Regions from separate parts of the Mus musculus genome. Here region 2 is linked to region 1. The links are chromatin contacts, found by Hi-C in ENCODE. All regions are on one chromosome and are shown on one strand. Each heading gives the region's core, a stretch centred on a gene start or an enhancer-like site at or near the end of the contact. The rest is flanking DNA. Distances are from core to core; before and after follow the strand shown.

The links. Hi-C counts contacts between places; a loop is a spot of excess contacts on that map.
Region 2: a loop to region 1 is called in a map of T-helper 17 cell, with 90 times the contacts of the local background. The contact joins the promoter of Kcnk18 here to the promoter of Trpm3 in region 1. A Hi-C loop is called at or near these places in 3 of 37 maps with a recorded cell type or tissue (T-helper 17 cell and regulatory T cell).

What each region holds. Positions count from the first base shown.
Region 1 is chr19:22,446,182-22,450,346 of GRCm38, reverse strand. It overlaps Trpm3 (transient receptor potential cation channel, subfamily M, member 3), which reads right to left and starts at 2,139. Exons shown (of 26, transcript NM_001362491.1): 1 at 1,888-2,139. The coding sequence starts at 2,064. It overlaps Gm27151 (predicted gene 27151), which reads left to right and starts at 1,765. Exons shown (of 3, transcript NR_168265.1): 1 at 1,765-2,369; 2 at 3,656-3,724.
Region 2 is chr19:59,217,415-59,221,579 of GRCm38, reverse strand. Kcnk18 (potassium channel, subfamily K, member 18) reads right to left here and starts at 1,932. Exons shown (of 3, transcript NM_207261.3): 1 at 1,591-1,932. The coding sequence starts at 1,846.

The DNA.
Region 1 (4,165 bases), core at 890-3,389:
GTTCTTTATTAGATGGAGGGTTATCAAGAACCACATTAGTGAGTGGAATAATGGAAGGGTGAAGTTAGATGAAAACATAAGCTCTGGTCTCCTGGCCATAGTCTCTCTCTCTCTCTCTCTCTCTCTCTCTCTCTCTGTATGTGTGTGTGTGTGTGTCTCTGTATGTGTCTGTGTGTTTGTGTGTTCAATTTTAAAGGATGACAGAGTTCTTCTAAAAATAAGTCATCTATCTCAAATACAAACTTCTCTCCTGGCTTTGTGAAGTGTATATTAATAACAGTTTCTATTTTTAAAAATGAGCACTAATTAATAATACATTGAGAATGCATTAATAATATATACATATAACTGTTAAGATGAGTTAAAAAGCATCACTTTGGGGTCAAGCCAGTGAACAGCATTAACTGAAAAGGTAGTTCTTATTACACATGGGCTCACAAAACTTCACTTTTTTAGTCATAGTGAATTTGCCAAAACATTCTTTTCCCTAGTCTTGATTGACTACTAAATCTGGAGGGAAATTCACATTCATTTGTTAATCCTCTGGCCTCATTCTTTTTCACGCTTCATTACACATGTTGCTCCAATACAGCAAAAACACCCATAAGTGTAGAAATTTCAACCACTCCCTATGCCCTCAAATGTTCTCCTTTCCAAATATCCCTTAGGAAGCAAGTCATTGCCATGACAACCATAAGATGAGGTTTGAAGGGCACTTGGGGGCACACTTTGTGAAAGTTAATACCAGTTTGTGTTTAACAGGGTCAGGGAAACTCAGACAATGGGTCATATTTGGTAACGAGACACCACTTAGCTATTTAGAATTATCTGATCTGTCCACATCAAACCTAACCAGAATACCACCTCCCCCCCCCCCCCCAAAAAAAAAGGAGTGATTTATTCAGGGCTAATCCATCATTCCTCTGTTGCAGCCAGTTCCCTCTATGGTCACTAGTAATTAAATCAGAAGATCATATATAATAGGAAAAGGAGAATTAAGGACTTGTCTTGCCTGGCAAACTTTAATGTGGAACATTCCGTTATGCTCTCCCACCCCCACCCCCAAAGGTTAGCACGTTTTTCTTTTCTAAGCAATATTTCTCCTCCACGCCTTCACACTTTGTGTCCTTCCCTGTCAGGCAGAGGATGAAGGTAGATTCCCAAGGAGTTGTGAGGACTTTTTCAGCATCTTTAATACATTTGCTTCCAGAAACAGGAGCACTGTGGACACAACTAGCAACTGCAGCTCAGGTGTAGTAGGAATCTTTTGTGTAACTCAGAGCTAGATACGGCTTCCTTCCACGGATGCGAAACAATACTTTTCCACACTGACTCCAGTCCAGTGACCAAGAGATAGAAATGACCGTGCCTTTAAAAAGTCACTATGGGATAAGGTCCATTCTTCCTTTGTCTCTACCTGACTGACCACCTAGCCAGGGAGCTTTTAAAATAAGGAGGAGAATCCTTTGTTCTCTCAGGTTCCATTTAAGGGAAAGTGGGTCGAAGGGCTTCCCCAGGGAAAGAAAATGAGCTCTGGAGCCAAATGCAGAAGAGGAAGCGATTTCATGCCCACTATTATTCTCATCCTTCCAAATAAGAGAATCCATTGTTTGGCGGACTAATGGTTAAGAAAGGTGGGGATGCGCACAGGTAGCCCCATCCCTGAGACCGTATCTAATTCCCTAGTGTGGCTCAGGCTATCCTCCAGGCTGCGTGGGGGTGGGGGTGGGGTAGGGGTGTTGGGAACTCTCTCTAGCCATGGGTAATACAAGCCAGAACTGCATGCATTCTCACGCCCCAGAACTGGCGTCCCAGCCCAAGTGCGAAGTTGGGCGTTTCAACCTGAAAAGCAGAGTAAGAGCCATTCAAAGCAGCAAGTTACAGTACCTTGAGAAGTCTGACAGATGGGAGAAAGGCTGCGTGGCATAGCTTCCGGATGGTCCAATTTAGGGGTCGAGAAGCATCAGTCTGATTCATGACCCCTTCCAAATTCCACCGGGAAGACAAGAAACTGCAAATCTGGGCAGTGCCTAGAAAATAAACGGTCCCCCACGGCCCTGGCATCCCATGGTCATCTCCACACCTGCAAATTCCATTAGGGCAGAGGCTTCCTGGAACTTGGGAGTCTAGTCAAGTGGCGTTTCCTGAGCCCCTGAACCTTCTTAAGAAAGCCACCTCCCCTCTTCCTGCAGCCGTGCTCATGCATACCAAATGTGGCCGAATGGAGGCACGCTGCCTGCTGCTTCGGGGAGGGGGATGCTTGATTTCGAAGGAGAGGGACAGCCTGCACAAAACAGCCTGTGGTCGGAGTCAGAGGAGCCTGCTCCAGAATGCGCGCTCCCTCTCCTGCTCTCCTTCTGCAAACACAGGTCAGGCGTTGGGGGGGAACCCGGGCCATTTGCTTTGCTCTCTTGTTTTGGGGGGGAGCCAGGAGGAGAGCAAAAAGGAACAAAAATGAACCCAGAAGGAGAACTTATACTTTTTTGCACAAAGCATCTTTGAGGGGCTGGAAACTGGCGCAGGGGGAGGGGCTAGGACACCGGGAGGGAGAAGGGATGCCTCTGAATGATAAGATAAATGCTTCCTTTTTGATTTGTGTGACATAATAAATTGAGAGCTATCGTAGAATGGATCTATAGTAAAAGGAGATCCCTGCTGTGTTCTGAAGTCTTTTATTAACTATGATTGACAGTCTGCACCCTGATTGATACAAGCAAGCCCCATGTAGATGATAGATGGTCAGAGGCTTAGTCAAACTCGCACATACACACACAGGGAACAAGGAGTTACTCCTGTCACAGAAAGCTGTGCAAAAGAAGACGTTTGTGGCTTACCCTTTCAACAATAGTTGTTTCTATATTGGGGGATATTCCCACAAGATAGACCTTCTCTGCAACAAACTTTAACCCTTAAAGTGCCCTACAGGGTACTGTCCACAAAAAATGGTTTCCTTGAGTGTCCCCCTCTTCTCAATAATTTTTGAAGGAGGCTTTACAAAAGTGTGGCTCCATTGGAGCCAACAGTTTTTAAAGCTCCCATGGTGAAAGGGAACATGAGGGAACTTTTCCATTTAAAGGCAGAATTTGGCCAGTTTCACTTAAAGCAGGGAAGCTCAGGAGGGCTGGGTTAGGGCTGGGGGTGGCCCTTTCACACCTCTTATTTGAACTACCCACTCTCCCCAGACATTAAAGTTTAGTAGTATCACTGACAAAAGACTCTGCCCAGGAGACTCCCCACACCCTTGCCCTTCAAGTGTTTCTGGGGTACTTAAAATTTCCACCTTATTTCCTTTCCAGTGACTGTAGAGATTTTTCATTTTTAATTAACTAGAAGAAATGGGTAACAGACCCCTCCCCTTTCCACTCCTGAGACTACTGTGTATTCTGGGATAAAATCCAGAGGGGTTAGAGCAGATGTGCTATAAGCCTGCCTTTTAGGATCAAGAACAAAGAATGTAACAATACCTGACACCTGCATCACTGCGCCATTTCCTAAAGTGCTCCAGAGTCAGAGATGCTGAGTACTGCAGAACCACTGACTTGAACATTAAAAAAAAAAAAAAAAAATCCTGCATCGGATTAGTCTCTATTAAAGTAGTGTCAATGTAACAGGGTTCACATATGATTCATTTCCTGTCACCATCCTATGTCCACAGTGGGGAGAAGGACATTTTGAAGTGTTGGCAGCTGGGATGTCAGGCACGGTGCTGGGCACTTTTCATCATGTAAGTTCATACTCACATCAGTACTCCAAAGCAGATGCTGCTGTAATATTCCTATTTCAAAGATTAAGCAAGTGTCCCTCTCTTTTTCATATATATATATATGTATATATATGCAACAGCAATAAAGCCTTTACCTTGTTTTTTTTTTCTGGCCCTTTAATCTGACAAGAATTGCAACAAAGGATGGACTAAGTCCCTCACAGGTAGGTGTGCCATGTCACTGAGGTTTGTCTAACCTCCTAAATCCTAAAATCTGGCTTTAGTGTAAAAAAAAATGAAATCCTGGCCCTGGCCTTGGGCAATTTTCTCATCTCTTCTGTGCATTGGAATCTTTTATCTCCGAAATGGAGACAATTACACAACTGCATACCCAGGGGTTTCGTGAAACCCAATGAGCTAGTGGCAGTGAGGCACTGAATTCAGTGCTTGGCATAGAAACAG
Region 2 (4,165 bases), core at 683-3,182, about 37 Mb before region 1:
CAGAGCCTGGCCCACAGCGGAAGCCACTACTCATTTTAATTGAATGGCACCAGCCTGGGAATCTGGCATCTAGACTCACCTAAACTACTTACAGCTCTAGACAAAAGGCTGCTTTCTAAGCCCCAGTTTCCCCATTTGCCAAGTGGTGTAGCTTGGTGGAAAGCTCAGACTCTACAGGAGGGCAAATGCCTGGGACAGAATTCCTGACTTGTTGGCTTGTAGGTGAACTCTGAAAGTTACATAACCTTCCAGGGCTTCTATCAAAAGGAGGCAATTCTTACCCAAGGTCAGGGTGCCTGGGGAGGATTAAGTGAGAAAATTCATGACGCCATCTCACTAACACTAATCAGCCTCTGACTCCCCGATGCTCCGTGACTGCACACCCTGCTGCTGTGTGTCCAGGATCCCCTTGACAAATGAGATTTCCAGTCCAGCCTCAGGGATCCTGATTGTGTGGATCTGGAAGAAAGCTTGGAGATGTGTGATTTAAGAAGACCCCTGGGTGAATCTGAGGTGGGGGCTGGTTCAGGGAGCCCTGAACTTGATGGAGACAGGAGTCTTATGACAGCCGCAAGTGTCCCAACAGCACCTAAGCATCTCCCTGGCCACTGAGTAGAACCGTCGCTATGACAAAGGTGCAAGAAAGAGGCACCCTCCACAGAGCGGGTCTCTGCTCTCTGGGACCAGCTTTCACTCAGACCCAGCTGACAAGGCCCCCAAACCATGTTCCCGGGGAGCACCAGCTGCCCCCAAACCATGTCCCCAGGGAGCACTGGCATGCAAAGGCCATGCAGGACCGTGAGCAGGGGAAAGCAGGCTCTGTTTTCTCATTTATTTCTTTTTCTCTTTTATTTTCTCTCGCTCTGCTGACTATCTTTCATCTCTGGCCTTCTAGTACTCTGTTGATTATTCCTTTGCACGACCAAACCAAATCAAGGGATGCAATACAGATGGACAGGCACTAAGGATGCCTGACGAGCATCTCCTGCCTTGCAGAGACCTAGTGCATCTCATCTCCGCTGGAAAAGGGTTCTTACTACTGGCTGGTCTCAGAAGGTGGGTTCCCCTTCTCTCCCGCAGGATATGGTCCTGCAGGCACGAATCCCACCCACTCAGCTAAAACAACAACCTGGCCATCACCAGTCCCAGCCCCTGACCCCACCCCCTACAAGCCCACTGCAAACAGACTGAAATAGGAATCAATATGACCATTCTGGGGAAATCCAAGCCCAGTTTAGATGATTCCATGAAGTCTTAAAGCTGGAGTTGCACCTCTGATCCCGCCCAACCCACCAAGTCTCCAGGGACTAACCCTCTCCTTAGGCCTGGAGGCCGGGTGGGGCTGATGGGAGCCTGAGGCACAGCTGGGAAGGGAAAGCTGGGCCTTAAGAGCACCTGCTTATGGCTCTAACTTTCCTCACTGCACCCCTGGGAGGGCGTCTGTTCATCTCTCCACTACTCAGAGAACAGAAGTGAGACCCGGGGAAACCATTTGCCTACATTCTGTCAGGAGTGAGAATGTTATAGGCAAGCTGCTCACAGCCTCCTGCCGGGGCACCTCCGAGGCAGTAACGGCTCCTTGGCACCTACCTGTCAGGTTACATTTCAGGATGTTGCACAGATCGTCCAGGAACTTCTTCAACTCAGGGTTCTCCTCTGCTTCTGGGTCAGGGCGGCCCTCGACAGCGGAGAAGAGAGCAGCACCCACCAGCGCATAGGTCACCAGGCAGCAAAGGAAGCAGAGGCCGGGCAGAAGCTTGCCCAGGGCTTCGGGGCAGCATCCCCTGGCCTTCCCCAGGGCCTCGGGACAGCATCTCCTGGCCTCAGGTGGCTCCTCAGCCTCCATCCTCTTGGAGCAGCTGAGGGCAGGACAGGAGGAGTGTGTAGAGGAGGCTGGAGCATACAGCCTGGGAGAGGAAGGTGGGAGTGGCCGGAGAATGGCCAGGCTCCAGCCTTAAGTGGATGGTGCGTGAGCTTCCCAGAGGACTGGGAAGCAGCCGGAACCCATCATGTTTGGCTCATCCAAACAACTGGGATGGCGCCCCTGCTAGTGCCCCAAATTGTTATTGATCCTCCTGACCAGCTCCAGAGTTTCTGGCGGGGACTTTAGGAGGACCTCAGAGATTGTTTTGTACTTTGCTCTGCCTTTCCTGTTCTGAAACTGCAGCTTCGGTTTCCAGGTACCAAATCTGGCATTCAGTACTTAGTCAAATGACTGTTCTTTCTGAACAATTCAGGCACTCCTTACCCCGGCATACCTGGAATACTGGACAACAGGAATAAGAATTAGCACAGCATAGGCTCACTGTTTCCAAAATGCTGGAACCTGTCTGGGTCTCTCAGTGACCTGGAACTTGCCAAATAGTCCAGGCTGCCTGGTCTGGAAACCCCTTTCACCTGTCTCTAACGCCCCAGGCTCCGCCTCCCCAGGCTCCGCCTCCCCAGGCTCCGCCTCCCCAGGCTCCGCCTCCCCAGGCTCCGCCTCCCCAGTACTGGGATCATAAACAGGTGCTGTCAGTCCCTGCCTTTTTCTTCTTTTTTTCAAATGATGATTTTGGGGATGGAACTCATGTCGGCAAGGCACATAGTCATCTACCTAGCCTGAACTCACTATTTATTGAGCTCTTCCTCCTCTAGAGGAAAGTAAATCTTTCTAATCCAGGGTGAGTGAAGTGTTCTGGCTTGAATGTAGTTGTCCTCCCAAATTCTCTGTTAGGAAACTCTGTTAGGAAACTTTCTCTGTTAGGAAATTCTGTCTTTTGGGTCTTATGTGGCTATTGCTAGCTGGGAATCAGAGCATCTGTGACTACCCACGTGAGACATCCACAAGGTCCCTCCCCGTTCTGAGGATACGTCAGAGGCCGGGGAGAGGGACCCTTCTTTAGCGATGTAGCTGTCTATGAGCTGCCCATCCACCTGGACTTGGGTAGAATTGTCTCTGCTGCTGAGTCAATGTCCTTCTGTCTGAGGTGACTAGAAAAAGAGCGCCTCTTGGCTCGGCAGGTCAGGGTGCATGCTACCAGGCTTGACAACCGAAATCCACAAGTGGAATGAGAGAACTGGCTTCTGCAAGTTGCCCTCCGGCTTCCATGTGTGTTCCATGGTATGTGCATGCATGTGCACGTGAACGCACACACTAATAAATAGATACTTAAAAATTATGAAGAAATAAACTCTCAGGGTTGGAGAGACCGCTGGCTGCTCTTCCAGAGCACCTCGGTTGGATTCCTAGGACTCACTCGACGACTCACAGCTGTCTGTAACTTCATAGGATCCAGTGAATCTTCTGGGCACCACGGGAACTATATGTACGTGGTATGCAGAATTACATGCGGGCAAAACATCCATATACACAGCGTAATAGTAAAAAATTACTTTAAAAAGAGTTTTTAGAGTTTATTAATTCTCAGTAAAATAATTAGTCACCATTATATACAGCTTGGAAGAACTAACTCAGAAGGCAAAGTAAGCAGCCCCCAGGTGAGGATGTGGTCAGCAGAGTAGGTCCTCATCAGATACTGACACTCTGAGTAGTGTCACACTGGATCTCTAGCTCTAGAATTGCATGACATTAACTACTGCTTTTTATAAATTACCCAATGTGCGGCTTTTGCTATAAACGTGAATGGACCAAGACGGGAGGAATAGCGCAGTTCTCCAGAAGACCCTGGCCACCATATTCTACTCCACTCTCTCCCCCAGTCCTCCCACCTCTCATACAGGCATTCAGGGGCCAAGCTGCTCAAGCACAAATAACCCACCAAGTCTTTTACAAGTAATGAGAAGCCAATTACACGCCTACATGAAGCATGGCATTGACTCCTAAAGATCAAATTGCTGTGTTACAATCAAGTTGTACAGCCAACTTTATATTTGTATCCTGCGGGTTTTAATCACGGCAGGGGAGAGTGTGGGAACGGAAGGAAGAAAGTCTTCATATAAAAGGTTGGCAGGAAGAGGGTGGGAGAGAAAGCCAGACCTCCAAGGCTTGCTTATTTGACCCCACCTACCGATATGTGCAGCCTCCAGAGAATTACTTCTTGCTTAAATTTCTACTTGTAGCCCTTTGATTCTGCCCTGAGGAGAGGTCATGTGATCTTCTATAGGCTTAACAAGATAAGGACAGTTCTTCCAGAAAAGACAGATGTACAAAGCTGGAGATATA